Regions from separate parts of the Homo sapiens genome. Here region 1 is linked to region 2. Evidence: chromatin loops called from intact Hi-C (ENCODE). Cell type or tissue: heart right ventricle. All regions are shown on one strand. Links, peaks and the distances in the headings refer to the core of each region. The heading gives the core; the rest is flanking DNA.

Region 1 (8,333 bases), core at 141-8,140, 300 kb before region 2:
ATATTCACTGAGTGCCTACTACGTGCTGGGCACAGGATCAAGAGCTTAGCATCCAAGTCTTACTTGTTTTCACTTCATCTCAGACAGAGCAGAGGCTACAGTTCTGGAAATCTACAGGCACATCCCCTGCATCATGGGCACTGGCTCCTTATGTGGGAGCCCAAGAAGCATATCGGAGACCCTTTTAAGAAAGCAACCACTTTCCTCTCAGGAGACCTATTGCCATTATTAATTCAAGAACATCTTGGAGAAATCACTTGCAGTCTGGGATGCTGGTTTGTGCAGAAAAATCTCTCCCTCTCATATGCCATGTGGTCATCTGCTTCTCTTTAAAGCTTTTAGATAAATAAGCCCCACATCAACTTGGCCTCCATTTCTGTAGCTATGGAAGTGGATTCTGGCTTGAATCACACAGACATGGGTTTCCCTTTGGAACAAGTCACATGGTTGACCTGTAGCCTCAGTATACAGATGAGAACTGGGGAGTTGGCAATATAAATTATTGAGAAGTACCATGAATTGTTCTTTTTTCAGAACTTAAAAAGAAAAGGAAAGAAAGGCAGAGGATAGAAACGCCAATCAGTTCAGAGTTTGCAGGTGGCTCCCAGGAATAGCTCCATCAAGGACCTGCCATGGAGCTCCAGAAGGGGAAGTTGCTGGTAGGAGCTGAGGACACAAGCTCAGGGTAACCATAGTAGCTCCCATGTAGTGCGTGCCCCCCCCACCCCCGCTGCTCCCATAGAAATTACCAGCCAAAATTTGAGGTCCTGACGTGTTGACATGTGAAAGCAAGAGGAAGGGAGTTCCTAGGACAGAGGAGAGAATGTTAGCAGTGGTGCATCCACAGGGGTCTGCAGCAACTCAATTCTTGCCTCCTCTGGGGAAAATATTCATCTGAGGGGCATAAGGCAGAGTAAGAGACCAAGGCAAGTTTTAGAACAGGAGCGAGTTTATTAAAAAGTTTTAGAGACTGGGTGCAGTGGCTCACATCTGTAATCCCAGCACTTTGGGAGGCCAAGGCAGGTGGATCAGCTGAGTTCGGGAGTTCGAGACCAGCCTGGCCAACATGGTGAAACCGTGTCTCTACTAAAAATACAAAAATTTGCCTGGTGTAGTGGTGGGCACCTGTAATCCCAGCTACTCGGGAGGCTGAGGCAGGAGAATCATTTGAACCTGGAAGGTGGAGGTTGCCGTGAGCTGAGACTGTGCCATTGTACTCCAGCCTGGGCAACAAGAGTGAAACTCCATCTCAAAAAAAAAAAAAAAAAAAGTCTTAGAGCAGGAACAAAACAAAGTACTCTTGGAAGAGGGCCAAGCAGGCGACTTGAGAGATTCAGCTCCCATTTAGTCCTTGACTTGGGGTCTTTTTACACTGGCATTTTTCCTGGATCCCCATTTCTCCTCCTCCATTCTTCCCTTTGGGCAGGCTGTCCTCATGAGCAGTGGCCTGCCAGCACTTGGGAGGGGCTGCATGCACAATACGTTTAGTGAAGTTGCATGCACACTCACTTGAAGGGTTTTTCCCTAATCAGTCCAGTGTTCCCAGAGGAAGGTCGTCTACCAGTTAAACTCCACCATTTTACCTCTTAGTGCGCATGCTTGAGCCCACTCACCCAACTCCCAAGATCTTATTGGGAAGCTGCTGATCACCAGCTTCCATTGTTTTCAGTTGTTTTTGCTGTTCCCTAGTGCCAGCTGTAACCAGCTATTATCTTAGCAAGACAGTTTAACAACTGCCTGACCAGCACCTAATGGTTGTCTGACATTCCTCGGTGTCAGAGAAGGGGGTTGGGAAGGCAGTGCTCTCCTGCCCTACTCTAACATTTTCCCACTCAAGAGTCCAAGACCCAATTCTTTGGGAAACGGGATGAAGGTCAGTCTTCTCTAACTGCTTCCTGCTGACAGAGGGGTGGTGGTGGTTGTTCTGTGGGTCTTGGACTCTTGCTAGCTGTCAGGGCAGGGTGGCTCCATGGGTTGGTGAAAGTGGTATTCAGCCAGGTCCAAGGGAAATGGGCAGGATTTTATCTCTGTCGTGTCCCTCTGCTGGGCAGTCTAGGGGTCCGCTGTAGAAGGGTGACTTGAATATTGAGAGGATGGCATCCCTCACTGAGGATCATCTGGAGCTTGATGACCTGAAGGCAAGAGGAGATAAATGGAGTTATTAGATTTAGAGGACATGGACCAAAAAGGAGCAAAAATCAGACTAATGAGGGGAACCAAAAAGAGAAGAATCCAGGATAATTATTTCCAGGTTCCTTTCCAATTTTGCCAACTCTGGGAGCCTTGTTCCTGTAAATTGGAGGCTCAATTTAGGAGTTGTCTGATGTTGTCTTATACTTTTCCCAGTTGATTTACACAAAAGCATCATTTTTTATCTAAGGCTAAACAAATTGTACTGGCCATTAACATCTCTAGTCCTTGATTGTTTTGGAGGATTACAGCTGCTAAAGAGTTGATTTGTTCTTGCAAGATTGTTAAGGTTTTGGCCATGGCCTCAATGTTGTTGATTTCCTTTGAGAGTTGGCTGTAGGTTAAGGAGACTTTTGTGATTCCAGCAATTCCAGCTCCTGTACTGGCTATGATGCCAAGTCCTGTGAGAAAAGGAATTAATTGGATAGCCCTCTTCACCCTGAGCAAGATGGAATGCCAGTGTATTGGTACTGGAAGAAAGAGATTGCCAAGGGCTACAAAGATGTTCAGGGATACATAGTCTATGGTATAAGTTTCAGTCCACTTAGTGGGAAGGCATTGGTGAACTGATTGGCCACAAACATAGAAGACTCCTTGAGTTTTAAGACAAGTAGAGATGTTGAAATGAAATAGAGTCTGAGCCTGGCACAGTGGCTCATGCCTGTAATCCCAGCACTTTGAGAGGCTGAGGCAGGTGGATCACAAGGTCAGGAGTTCAAGACCAGCCTGACCAATATGGTGAAACCCCGTCTCTACTAAAAATACAAAAATTAGCTGGGGGGGTGGTGGCGCATACCTGTAGTCCCAGCTACTCAGGAGGCTGAAGCAGAAGAATCACTTGAACCTAGGAAGCAGAGGTTGCAGTAAGCCAAGATCGCACCACTGCACTCCAGCCTGGGTGACAGAGTGAGACTCCATCTCAAAAAAAAAAAAAAAAGTCTGACTCTTTAGCTAGGGGTCATAGCTAACTCCATATTTTCCTAAGCTTTACTTAGAATTTAATGGCTTTAAAGCAGGCAAATTGTACAGTTATTAAGAGTTATAGTAGCAGTTTATGACCTTAAAGCATGTAGTATACCTAATGACCTTTGAAACTGTACAATTTTTATAAATTCCCTTTCACAAATCTTTTCACAAATTACACAGACCAGCTATGACATGCTTGGACTTTCTGACTTGTCCTAAATATCCATCTTTTAAAACAACCAGTCATTTTACTGTATGGCAAGAATTTACCATACAAGATCCTTTCTCATATAAAATCTCATTTCTTTATAATGTTCCTTACCAAAAATACCTCTGTACCTTTATAACCTTTGAATTAGGCAAAAGTCATTTTCCTTCTATTAGAAAGTTGCTGCTTGCACTACATGTTGCTGTGCAAGTCCTGTGAAGGGGAGCAGATAAGGAGGTTATCTACATACTGTAGAAGTTATCCCCCGCTCAAGAGATTGCTCAGTTAGATTTCTTGCTAGGGCTTGTCTGAATAAGTGTGGGCTATTTTTAAACCCCTGAAGTAGGACTGTGCAGGTTAAAGTTATTGGTTAAAGATTTAGGTAGCTTTCCCAGGAGAAACAGGGCTATTAGAGGGAAAGATGAATTTAGAGGTTGGGTAAATATTAAGGAGGCACCCATCTTGGAAAGTATATTTTTGCCCCAAAGGGGAGTGAATCTTTTCTTTTGGAGGGAGGGGGTGCAATTTGTCCCCACTATCCAATATGATTGGGAAGAGAGTTGCTCAGAGAAGGAGATTAGCACAGAGTAGGCAGCTCTTGAATCCAAAAGGAAAATGTATAATTTTACTTGACACCTCCAGGAGTTGTCCTTGGCTTTGTCCTATTGATGATGATGTCTGATTTGGAAGCCAGTTGAGTAGAGAGCCCCTTCAGCTCACAGCATTCAGGGGCTGGGATTCTGTCCCAGCAGTCCCATTTCTAGTGGATGAGCTTGTGGCAGAGGGGTCAAACTGTGAGAGGCTTTTTCCCATTTATCCCCTTGGACCAGTTTGCCTTCCAGCAGCCTGGCTTCCCACACCAATGGCAGTTACCTGGAGGAGTGGCCTTAGGGCAGTCTGGAGGGGCTGGGGGCTTGTAAAGCAGCCAATATGTGAGCAGCCTCTTGTCCTTGAGTTTCTCCTTTTTCTTAGCCCTGTCCTCCTTGTCCTGATCTTGGTTATAAAAGACTGAAGAGGCTAATTTGAGGATTTCTTGCATAGGTGCACTGGATTCTAAGGCTGACTTTTGTGATTTTTTTCCCAGTTCATTTTTAGGCCAAACAGTATTACTGAGGAAAACTAGTTTTTTGTTTTAAGGTTTGGGAGATCAAACTTTTCCCAGTTCTTAGGGATGCATCCAAGGGGGGTGTCCTGTGGTATGGAGACACAATTCCTCATCTGCAAAGAGAGAACAGAGGAGGAAAAGGAAAAAGAAGGTGTCCCCTCTGTTATCCTTTTCTGAACATGGCATCCCCCATTCATCCTTAGGGTTCCAGAATGAGCCAATCTTACTAGGTACCCTTAACCTCGGTCCCGATTATCCACTTGAGAACAGAGGAGATATTGGAGTCAACAGGGGACAGCTTGTTCATCCTTGGGGTTTTGGAAGAATTGGTCGTGCCCAGTACCCCAACCTTGCCTTCATCTCTGTTCTAATGATAATCTGTTCTGTTCCTGTAGCCTGGGATCTGTCTTCAACTCTGTCCTGTGGGTACTTTTTTTTTTTTTTTGAGATGGAGTCTTGCTCTGTCACCCAGGCTGGAGTGCAGTGGCGCGATCTCGGCTCACCGCAGCGTGATCTCGGCTTATTGCAGCACGATCTTGGCTCACTGCAACCTCCACCTCCCGGTTTAAAGCAATTCTCCTGCCTCAGCCTCCTAAGTAGCTGGGATTACATGCACCTGCCACTGTGCCCAACTAATTTTTAAATGTTTAGTAGACACAGGGTTTCCTTTTTTTTTTTTTTTTTCCAGACAGAGTTTCACTCTTGTTGCCCAGGCTGGAGTACAATGGTGCGATCTTGGCTCACTGCAACCTCTGCCTCCCAGGTTCAAGTGATTCTCCTGCCTCAGCCTCCTGAGTAGCTGGAATTACAGGCATGTGCCACCATGCCCGCCTAATTTTGTATTTTTAGTAGAGATGGGGTTTCTCCATGTTGGTCTCAAATTCCCGACCTCAGGTGATCTGCCCACCTCAGCTTCCCAAAGTGCTGGGATTACAGGCATGGGCCACCACACCCGGCCTAGAGACAGGGTTTCACCATGTTGGCCAGGCTGGTCTTGAACGCCTGACCTCGTGATCCACCCACGTCGGCCTCCCAAAGTGCTGGGATTACAGGGAGCCACCGCACCTGACCCTTATGGGTACTTTTGTCTCTTGCACCTGTGGCCTTGGGCTGGCCTATATCCTTGTCTCCATGACCTTATAGCGACTCTCACTGGGAGAAACAAAATGATTATCTCTTTTCTCAGATTCCCATTTCCCATGTTCTTTAAGTAGATGAGAAGCCTGCTTTTTTGCCAACTGCCACAAGGGGCTGGACTTTCCTCCCTTTGAATGTGACCTTGAAGGTCTTGATGCATATTGAGAAGGGCATGGGAGTGATTAGAGAAATGAAAGAAAATTTGTATTTGGGGTTCCTCATCCTCCCAGGGCAACACGCAGAAAAAATGCTTAAGCAGACAGGACAATCCTGCTACATGAGGAAGTGGGAAGAGGTGAGAATGACACTCATGGAAAGCCTTCATATGCTCGCAAAAACAGCAACCCTTGGATTTCAGAGCGCAACATTTATTTACCCTCTTGACATAAAGAAGGAACTTCTAGAGGACTTGGGGCTTAGGATAAGGGCTTCAAATGTCAAAGGAGGAATTTTCTGTCCTCCCAAAGGGATGCCAACTCAAAAAAAGCAAGTAAGTGGGATCCTTAAAGGAGTGAGAGTGAGGCCCTATGCAGGTGACAAGCTGTTTCAAAAGCCACCAAAAAATCTTGGCCCTTGAGTGTAACAGGGATGAAAAGTGTATGGTAATTTACAAGGAGCTGGCAGAGTGTGGTTGCAATTAGTGTCTGTCCTGGCAATGAGCCAACAGACATTTGCAGGGAGCCCATGTCTTTGCTGCTGCACAAATACAGCAAGAGCCGCGGGTGCACAAATCACAGGGAGTGTGTGTTTTAAGGCAGAGAAGGAAGTCAGACAGCATGCAAGGTGAAACCAGAGAAGAGGCAGACCTGCCCCTGAGGCAGACAGTGCAGTGGGTGCACAAGGCTATTTCAAAACACACTTAGAGAAAACAGGAGAACAGGATGTGCAGGTTTTTTGAGAAAGAAAAGATTTTAGTTAAAATAGCAGAGGAAACCCCAGACATTCCATGGTCTCAGGCCTTAGCCCTACCACTCTCATGAGCCTCTTGTCCAGGAGAGCTATCAGTGCCTCAGGTCTGCTTGTTGCAGATGCCAAGGTCCTTCCTACTCCCATGAGCCACCTGTCAGGGTGAGCTGAGAGATCAGCCTGGGGTAACAGAGCCACTGTGACCGAGAGGGATTGTTCCAGGGGTTGGTTAGTAAGCAGGAGTGTGAAAGGGGAGACGAAAACCACACACGGGGGTTAAACAACCCCAGCCAAAGAAGGCAAGGCTTAGCAGTATCTTACCACTGGGGACGTATCTGAGTCACGACACCAAAGTATGTTAGCAGCAGCAAATCCATATGGGTCTGCAGCAACTTGATTCTTGCCTCTTCAGGAGAAAAAATTCATCTGAGGGACATAAGGCACAGTGAGAAACCAAGGCAAGTTTTAGAGCAGGAATGAAAGTTTATTAAAAAGTTTTAGAGCAGGAATGAAAGGAAGTAAAGTACACTTGAAAGAAGGCCAAGTAGGTGACTTGACAGATTCAAGTGCCATTTAGTCCTTGACCTGGGATTTTATACATTAGCATGATTCCAGCATCTGCATCTCTCCTCCTCTGATTCTTCCCTTGGGGTGAGCTGTCCTCATGCGCCAGCACTTGGGAGGGGCTGCATGCACAATGTATTTACTGAAGTTATGTGCATACTCATTTTAGGTGTTTTCCCCTTGCTACTCGAGTTTTCCTAGAGGAAGATCACATACCAGTTAAACTCTGCCGTTTTGCGTCTTAGTGCACACGCTTGAGCCCACTTGCCCAACTCCTGAGATCTTATCAGGAAGCTGCTGATCATCAGCTTCGGTTATTTTCTATCTGTTGGGAGACTGCCTTTCCCTGGCACCAGCTGCAACCAATTATTATTTTAGAGAGAAAGTTTAACAACTGCCTGACCATTACCTGATGGTCGCCTGACTTTCCTGGGTGTCAGTTGTGGTGGTGGGGGGTCCTCTCCTGCCCTGCTCATGTCTGCATAACTACCTACTCTAACAAGAAGAGAGCTCCAGAAGGCACAAGCCCAGAGGAATCCTGGTTCCTTGAGAACAAACAACAGCCAATTGAAGGGGCCATGAATGAAGTGGCCCATTCAGAGCAGTGGAAACTTTTGACTTGAAGAAAGAGAACCTAGTGTCCTCCTTCTTCCCTGTCTTCCCAGCTGTTGATTTGTAGTTTAAGTAAGATGCTGAGAATCAGGCTTTGGTGAGACCTATTGTTCCCGAATGCCACCCAGTGTTCTGTAATTAATTCTCTCTGTCCTGCTTTGACTACTGATGCCTGCAAGATGCCGAGGAACGTTCCAGAACATTCACCAGTAGAATAACAGATATTCACATAGTTTTGAGGCAAGTATTGAGACCTCCATGCGGGGCCAGGATTAGGTGAGGCGAGTTAGGTACTAACCTCCTCACGAAATTTAAAGGGTGCCAAAAAACAGCTGAGGTAATGAAGGTAAATACTATTCTAATGTAATGTTTTACAAATGCCAAATTAATGCAAAATAAACCATGCAAAACATCAAAATTTTAAATTCCATAATAAGTATGTAGCACCATGCCTGGCACACAGCAAGCTAGTAAATGGCAATGGTGTTTTGGAGCAACAGAGTTTACAGGAATAAGGCAAGCCTCCTGCCTTCCAGGGGCTCCCTCACTGGTTGGGAGGATCCAGCACATAGGCCTCCAGAACTCAGAGAAACAAGAGAAGTTTATATCAAGAAAATTAGGAAAAAGAACATTTCTTTGTTAAAA
Region 2 (8,333 bases), core at 51-8,050:
CCCAGAGGATTCAACGATGTCCTCAGTGCTCACTGACTCTCTCTCTTTCTTTTATGGTTTCTTTTCTGCTCTGAGTAGACTTCACTCTCTAGTAAGCCTCCTACACTGAATGGACTGAGAATGGAGAAGAGATGGTTCCCCAAAGAAAACATGGAGCAGTGGCTCCTGTGTTAGCTCCTGTCCTTGTGGCATGCCCTCATCCTGTCACTGTGGTTTTAATTTGCATTTCCCCAATGACAAATGATGGTTTTAAATGATTTATCAAGGTATAATCAGTGTACTAAGCCAGGTGTAGTGGTGCTTGCCTATAATCCCAGCACTTTGGGAAGCCAAGGCAGGAGGATTGCTTGAGCTCAGGAGTTCAAGACCAGCCCGGGTAACAGGGCGAAACCACGTCTCTACAAAAAATGCAAAAATTAACCAGGTGCGGTGGCAAACCTGTAGTTTTAGCTACTCAGGAGGCTGAGGTGGGAGGATTGCTTGAGCTGGGGAGGTCTAACCTGCAGTGAGCTGAGATCACACCACTGCACTTCAGCCTGGGTGATAAAGTGAGACCCTGCCTCAAATAAATAAATAAATTTACTGTATTGTATACGGTTAAGTTAACCTTTTATAGTCCTGAGTTTCAACAACTGCATGCAGTTGTACAACCACCACAACAATTAGGATACAGAACACTTTCATCACTTTCCAAAATTCTCTACCTCATGCCACACACAAAGTCAATTCCAGTTGGATTACATAACTGAAATTAAAAAGCAAAAACTTTAATTTTTTAAAAGAAAAATTAGGCCCAGCCCAGTGGCTCACACCTATAATCCCAACACTTTGGAAGGCCAAGGCAGGCGGATCACTTGAGATCAGGAGTTTGAGAGCAGCCTGGTCAACATGGTGAAACCCCATCTCTACCAAAAAATACAAAAATTAGTTGGGTATGGTGGTACGCGCCTGTAGTCCCAGTTACTCAGGAGGCTGAGGTGGGAGAATTGCTTGAACCTTGGAGGCAGAGGTTGCAGTGAGCAGAGATCGCACCACTGTACTCCAGCCTGGGCGACAGAGAGAGGCCCTGTCTCAAAAAAAAAAATAAATAAATAAAGGAAAAATTATAGAATTTATGGAGGATTCCTCAAACAAGACCAAATACTGCTAAGTATTTTATAATTGACAAATCTAGCTGCAATAGGATTAATGAAGTAATAAATAATATTTGTGTTTGAGATTTGCTTCTAAATAATCCAGGAGGATGAGGAAGTCAGTGGGGGGTATAGATACAACAAGACCGATTACGCAAAACAAACAAGTTTGTCCCCAACAAGTCTAATTGAAGGGGGCGTGGCAGAAGATGTGGCATCCGTTCGAAGTCAGAGTGAGCTGAGTAAGACTTTTGCTTGCAAGCAACAGAATCCAGCTTTCTTAATCAGAAAGAAGACATGTTAGAAAGACATACACAATGTCTTACAAAACCCATGGTCAGAGATGCCACTGGGCGCCAAGGACTGGGAGCCATGGGGAGCTCAGTAAATTCTCCTACTTTCCTCTCTGCTTTTCTCTGCTTCTGTCTCTTTGTCATTGTCACAGGAAGTCTTTTTCGTTTTGTTTTTAGAGACGAAGTCTATAAAACAGAGCCCTCCAAAGAAGGGTTTCCTCTGCCAGATTTACCAGGGTTGGCTTTTGAAAGGAGAGTTCTAATCATGGACTCTAAATCGTAATCCCTATAAGATAGACTTGGGATGGGAAGAAGAAAGGTGAGCTGCAAGGACTCCTGGTACTTTCTTCCTTTCTTTCTTTCTTTTTTTTTTTTTTTTTTTGAGATGAAGTCTTACTCTGTTGTTCAGGCTGGAGTACAATGGCACAATCTCAGCTCACTGCAACCTCCGCCTCCCAGGTTCAAGCAATTCTCTTGCCTCAGCCTCCCGAGTAGCTGGGATTATAGGAGCCCGCCACCACACCCAGCTAATTTTTGTATTTTTAGTAGAGATGGGTTTTCACCATGTTGGTCAGGCTGGTCTCGAACTCCTGACCTCAGGTGATCCACCCGCCTCCGCCTCCCAAAGTGCTGGGGTTACAGACACGAGCCACTGCGCCCGGCCGTGACTCCTGGTACTTTCTTAGCTCTCCCTTGGCCTTGCAGTACTTTTTTTTTTTTTTGAGACAGTCTTGCTATGTCACCCAGGTTAAAGTGTGGTGGCATGATCTTGGCTCACTGCAGCCTCCACCTCCCAGGTTCAAGTGATTCTCCTGCCTCAGCCTCCCAAGTAGCTGGGATTACAGGCACATGCTACCACTCCTGTCTAATTTTTTGTATTTTAAGTAGAGATGGGGTTTCACCGTGTTGGCCAGGCTGGTCTCAAACTCCCGACCTCAGGTGATCTGCGCACTTCAGCCTCCCAAAGTGCTGGGATTACAGGCGTGAGCCACTGCTCCCAGCTACACAGGAAGTTTTAACAGCCAAGGAAACCGGTTCTAAGTAAAGAAAGAGTCACTAACATAATAGGTTGGAAAAAAATCATTGTCAGCTGATGACCTTATAAAAGATAAGCTCTGTCACTATGAAAAATGTCCCAACAGCAGCCCTTCTGAGCACCCCCAGTACACAAATTGTATTCTGTAAGTCTGTTTTCCAGTAGAAGTTAACTCCAGGACTCTGGAGTTGGGAGGGAGTTGATTCTGTGTCTTGGGCCAGTGAAAACTGGGATAGGCTGGAACCTATTGTTGATGCTACAGAGCCAAGATCTGTTCAGAGATGTCCTGAGTAGGCCTGAGAGGACAAAGAGGGTCCCCACCAGCCACACTGTGAGAAGGCGAGCATCGCAAAAGTGATTCTGTCTGTTGGTTGCTTCCCACCTGCCCCTCCAGAGCCACTCTCTGCTCTTCTCCACCCTGCTCCAAACTTGTAGTCTAGATCAGTAAGCAACCTTGTCCTCTGCTCCCAACTGGGTTTGGCCAGTGGGGCTCACTGGTGAGAGGATAGGGGAATTGAGAAGAATGAGGTCAGATCACTTATTCCCCTAGCTCCCTTCGGCAGAGTTGCTGTGGGTAGGCTGAGTCTCTGAACCCAAGCCACTGCGCCTGCCGGGCAACCCCTGTCCCTGGGCTCTAATCGTTGCCTGCCCACTCAACACGTTTGGATTTAGGAGTAGTACAGAGCACCTGTTCCTGGCTCCAGGTGACGTGGTTTCCCTACACCCTGCCCACATCTTCGTAAACAGTCCTGTTATTAAACTCTCTTGAAATTACCCAACATTGAATATGCTGTTTCTTTCCCACGAGGATCCTGACTAATACATTATGCTTAATTGAAATCAGTTGAGTATGTGAAAAGCCATGACTCCATAATGTAACTCAGAAAAGTGAATATTAGATTGTTGTAAATGCTACTGGCTTCCTGTCATGATGCCACCCCACTGTCTTCCTTGCCAGCAGAGCCATGACTTGTTAAGTTCAAGTGTCCACACTGCCCATGAAATCTAGAGAAGGGAGATTCTATTCCCATTCCAGGGGAAAATCCTGATTGATCCAAACTAGCCATGATGGTTCTATTCTTCTTGCCGATGATTGGCTAAGGGGTGGGCATGCAATCCAATTTTGGGATGTGGGATGTAACAAACCTACCCCCAAAATGTAGAGTGGCTTACACATGGAGGAAGTTTGTACCTTGCTCAGGTAAAATGTAAAACAAGTGTTGCTGATGATCAAGTCAGTCTTCTCCCAACTCTGATTCAAGATCCAGGCTCCTTCTGTTGGATGGCTCCAACGCCTTCCAGAATTACCTCTGGGGCTGTCGTGCACACTTGCATCAGGCCTGTGGAGGGGAGAGAAACACAAAAGATTATGCATGGGAAGCTTTATGAACCAGGCTTGGAAGAGATGCTCATCACTTCTGCAAATTTCTTTGACTAAAACTCAGCCCATAGCTGAGGAGCCCGGAATATGTAGTCTAACTGCATCCAGGAAATCAGTCTGGTTTAGTCTCTGGCACAGAGGAAAGATGGCCAGGAGACTCCCAGGAAGGGCTCATCCCTGATTAGGAGAGACTTCAAGGAAGACACGGGCTTTCTTTCTTTGTGGATGTTGTCATATCTGGATGTGAAGCTTGGACTGCTGCTACTAGTCTTGCTGTGATCCTGAAAAGGAAGGCCACACATAGGAGGCAGAGCTCAGAAGGCATCAGAACAGCAGAGCCAGTTTCCAGTGCAGGGCCTGGGGAAGGTGTGGTAGGCGCTATGTCTGGCCACGAAGGTGGCAAGAAAAAGTCCCTAAAACAGCCCAAGAAACAGGCCAAGAAGACGGATGGAGGTTGAAGAAGATAAGGATTCCTTCTTTTTTTTTTTTTTTTTTTTTTTAGTGTGGTGCAGGCTGGAGTGCAGTGGTGCAACCTGGGCTCAGCTCACTGCAACCTCCACCTCCTGGGCTCAAGTGATTCTCTGGCCTTAGCCTCCTGATTAGCTGGGACTACAGGCACCTGCCGCCATGCCCAGCTAATTTTTAAAATGTTTTTGTAGTGACAGGGTTTTGCCATGTTGCCCAGGCTGGTCTCAAATTTCTGGGCTCAATTAACCCACCTGCCTTGGCCTCCCAAAGTACTGGGATTACAGGTGTGAATGACCGAACATGGCTGAAGATAAGGCTTTCAAGCAGAAACAAAAAGAGGAGCAGAAGAAATTTGAGGGGCTAAAAGCAAAGGCCATGGGGAAGGGACCCCTCACCACAGGTGGAATTAAGAAATCTGGCAATTGGCTGGGCATGGTTGCTCACACCTGTAACCCCAGCACATTGGAAGGCTAAGGTGGGAGGATCACTTGAGCCCAGGAGTTCAAGACCAGCCTGAGCAACACAGCAAGACACCATCTCTAAAAATAAATAAATAAATAAATAAATATTTTGAAAAGAAAAGAAAAAAGGAAATCTGGCAAGCAGTAAGCTGTTCCTTGTGCCTGAGGCGATGGTGACCCTTGATTCCATGTATATTTGAACATCTGGATTCCCTGCATCACATCTTTTGCCACCTATAGCTGGAATGAAGTGTTGTCTTGGAGTCTACTGTACATTTAAAAGTAAACTCTTGGAAAAAAGAAAAACAAAGAAAAAACAGCAGAGGCAGGCCAGCCCATGGTGCCTGGAGCCACCCGACTTAGGAACACTACTTATGGGAGATGATTTTCCCAGTGCGTAGGTCTTTTTGAGTTTGGTTTTCTGTTGCTGGTAGCCAAAAGCATCCAAATGGATTAAAACTGCACAAAAATCAGTTTTGTTACAAATGAAGGGTAAATATTAATTTATTATTAATAAATTTTAATACATTAATTAAATTAATTAATTTAATACATTAATTAATTAAATTAATTTAATACATTAATTAATTAAATTAATTTAATACATTAATTAAATAATTAAGGTATCAATTTTAATAATAGGACAATCTTAATATATATTGGGGTTGGTTTTTCCCTTAGAACCTGTTTGTTTTTAAAGTCTAGCTATGTACTTGTTTCTGTATGTGTGAGTAAAGAGATATAACCCAGAGGTGACCCTGATTCAACCAAATACTCCAGAACAAGGGCCGACGGGCTCTGATTGTCACACGTAATAACCAGGGAGAAACGGAGTCCACCAAATGATCCACGTGGGCAACCAAACACAATCACCAATTAAAAAGAGAATCCAGGCCGGGCACAGTGGCTCATGCCTGTAATCCTAGCACATTGGGAAGCCGAGGCAGGTGGATCACCTGAGGCCAGGAGTTCAAGACTAGCCTGGCCAACATGGTGAAACCCCGTCTTTACTAAAAATACAAAAAAAATTAGCTGGGTGTGGTGGTGTATGCCTTTAATCCCAGATACTCAGGAGGCCGAGGCAGGAGAATTGCTTGAAGCCAGGAGGCAGAGGTTGCAGTGAGCCAGGATGGTGCCACTGCACTCCAGCCTGGAGACAGAGTGAGACTCTGTCTCAAAAAAAAAAAAAGAGAATCCAACAGAGTGCTAGAGTGTTACAAGAAAACAGATTTGCCCATTGGCCTGATAAAGGGCAGGGGAGATTACTCTGTAGACTATGTTCTTTACCTCCTAGAAAGAGGAAGCCTCTAAATGAGCTTAGTAATTATAACAAGATAGTAGTAAGGCAGGCTGAGTTTCCAGAAATGCTGACAGCCATCCATATATAATATAACAATGAAAGGATCACGGCTGTAACCCCTGCTAAAGGAAAGGTCAACCACTTACCCTTTACTGGAAAGACAAATGATGCAAACAGTTGGGAGGAACTAAAACCCATATTAAAGGTTTGGGTTCAAAATACACTTTATTTGTTGTGTTTGTAACAAGTGAAATTTAAGGACTAAAGGGAACACAGCCTAGCAACTGGTCGCAAAGGTGCATCATACACAAACAGATCTCTGTCCCAACCAGGAATCAAGGAATGACAGCTCAGAACCTGCGGCCCCCTCTGGTTGGAATTTATGGGCTCCAGTGCCACTGGCCAGAGAGAGATTGATCTTCCTTTTCTCTCAGTCACTTTCTCAAAATGTCAGGGAAGAGATTGGCCATCCAACCTATGGTTCTCTTATGGTTCACCTCATGGAATGTGACCATTTCCCTGGCAGCCGTTGAAGACAAAGGGTAGGGCAAATCCAGAAGAGGGGTGTTGGGCCAGTCACAGGGAGCAAGGAGGGTGGGTTAGGTGACCTGGCCCAGCATGCCATGTGAGCCAGGGCTACAGAGGGGCCAGGACTCAATTCATCCTGAAGGCAAAGCTGACTACACAGTTTCCAGACTGGAGCTGGCAAGTGAAAATACAGGACACCCAGTTAGATCTGAATTTCAGATAGACAGTGAATAATTGTTTAGCATACCTATACCCTGTGCAATATGAAGACAAGCTTGTACTAAAAATTTAGTCATTTGTTTATCTGAAATTCAAATTTAGCTGGATGTCCTGTGTTTTACCTGGCAAACCTACATGTAGGCCACTAGACCTGTTTACGAGGACAGTTAATTGTGCAATATGTATTCACTAGGTATCTACTGTGTACACAGAATTGAAGTGGATCTTCCCCTCAACAACTCATTCTCCCAGCTTTCTCCCAAGGACATCTCCTAGCATCTCAGTTGCTCTAGCCTCACTCCCCTCCTCCCAGCAGTCAACTCATTGGTAAATTCTGTTCATTCATCATCCGAAATGTATCATAAACACACTTTGCTCTCTTTGTATCTATGGCAACCTTCTAGCCAGCCTCAGCCTTTAGCTTCTTGGACTACTCAAGTGGTTGTGCAGCTGGGGCCTGCCTTTGCGCCCTCCAATCCATCCTCCATAGTACCACCTCAGCCATTTTGTTGAAATGTCATTCACAACTCTGATATATCAATAAAAAACATGTATCAGAATATCACAGGTACCTCCAGAATCTGTACAAGGGTGATATATCGAGTTAAAAATACACGTATCAATCAATAGCAAACCAGGTGGCTAAAAGAAAGAAATACATGTATTGGAATATTACATATACCCCAAATATATGCACTATGATATATTACAATATGTATCAAAATATTAAATTAAATATGAAATTCAGATCACTTTGCAGTCCTGCTTTAAAAGTGAAAAACCCAACTGGGCTTAGTAGCTCAAGCCTGTAATTCCAGCACTTTGGGAGGCCGAGGCAGGAGGATTGCTTGAGACCAGGAGTTTGAGACCAGTCTGGACATCACAATGAGACCCTGCCTTTACACAAAACAATTTTTTTTTATTAGCCTGGCATGGTGGCAAGCACCTGTAGTCCCAACTACTCAGGAGTCTAGGTGGACTCAGCTGTTCCCAGGAGGTTGAGGCTGCAGTGCGCTGTGATTGTGCCACTGCGCCCCACCCTGGGCAACAGAGTGAGACCTTGTCTAAAAAAAAAAAAAAAGGCTTCAAATCCTTCCATAGCCTTTTATTGCTATTGGAATGAATCTGAACTCCTCAGTGTGGCTCAGAAACCCTGATAATCTGGCTCTCACCTACCGCATCCCCTACCAATTCCCAGCTTGGCTCCAGTCATTTTCTCAGGAGCAACTGTACTCTTACCTCAGTAGGGCTTTTTGTTTTTGTTTTTGTTTTTGTTTTTTGAAAAGAATTTTTGCTCTGTCGCCCAAGCTGGAGTGCAGTTGTGCAGTCTCGGCTCACTGCAACCTCAGCCTCCCAGGTTCAAGCGATTCTCCTGCCTCAGCCTCCCGAGTAGCTGGGATTACAGGCACCTGCCACCAAGCCCAGCTAATTTATGTATTTTTAGTAGAGACAGGGTTTCACCATGTTGTCCAGGCTGGTCTTGAACTCCTGGCCTCAAGTGATCCACCCACCTC

What was found. Hi-C counts contacts between places; a loop is a spot of excess contacts. Peaks named below come from ENCODE experiments on the same cell type or tissue, not always from the same donor. Only the 100,000 strongest peaks of a DNase experiment are listed, where the experiment ranks them.
Region 1: a loop joins it to region 2, with 2.5 times the contacts of the local background. A loop is called at or near these places in 56 of 110 quality-filtered maps.

Annotation. Positions count from the first base shown.
Region 1 is chr14:96,110,887-96,119,219 of GRCh38, forward strand. No RefSeq gene overlaps it. Among named protein-coding and RNA genes, the nearest start is that of C14orf132, 76 kb to the left of the region's middle. In heart right ventricle, for the core only: no CTCF peak of the experiment used is centred there; no DNase peak of the experiment used is centred there; H3K27me3 peaks cover 344 bases.
Region 2 is chr14:96,410,438-96,418,770 of GRCh38, forward strand. The region is part of intron 4 of AK7 (adenylate kinase 7); the gene reads left to right. LOC124903276 (translation machinery-associated protein 7-like) reads left to right here and starts at 4,224. Exons shown (of 3, transcript XM_047432025.1): 1 at 4,224-4,296; 2 at 4,622-4,759; 3 at 7,013-7,095. The coding sequence starts at 4,224. The coding sequence ends at 7,095. RefSeq lists a silencer at 2,086-2,218. In heart right ventricle, for the core only: no CTCF peak of the experiment used is centred there; no DNase peak of the experiment used is centred there.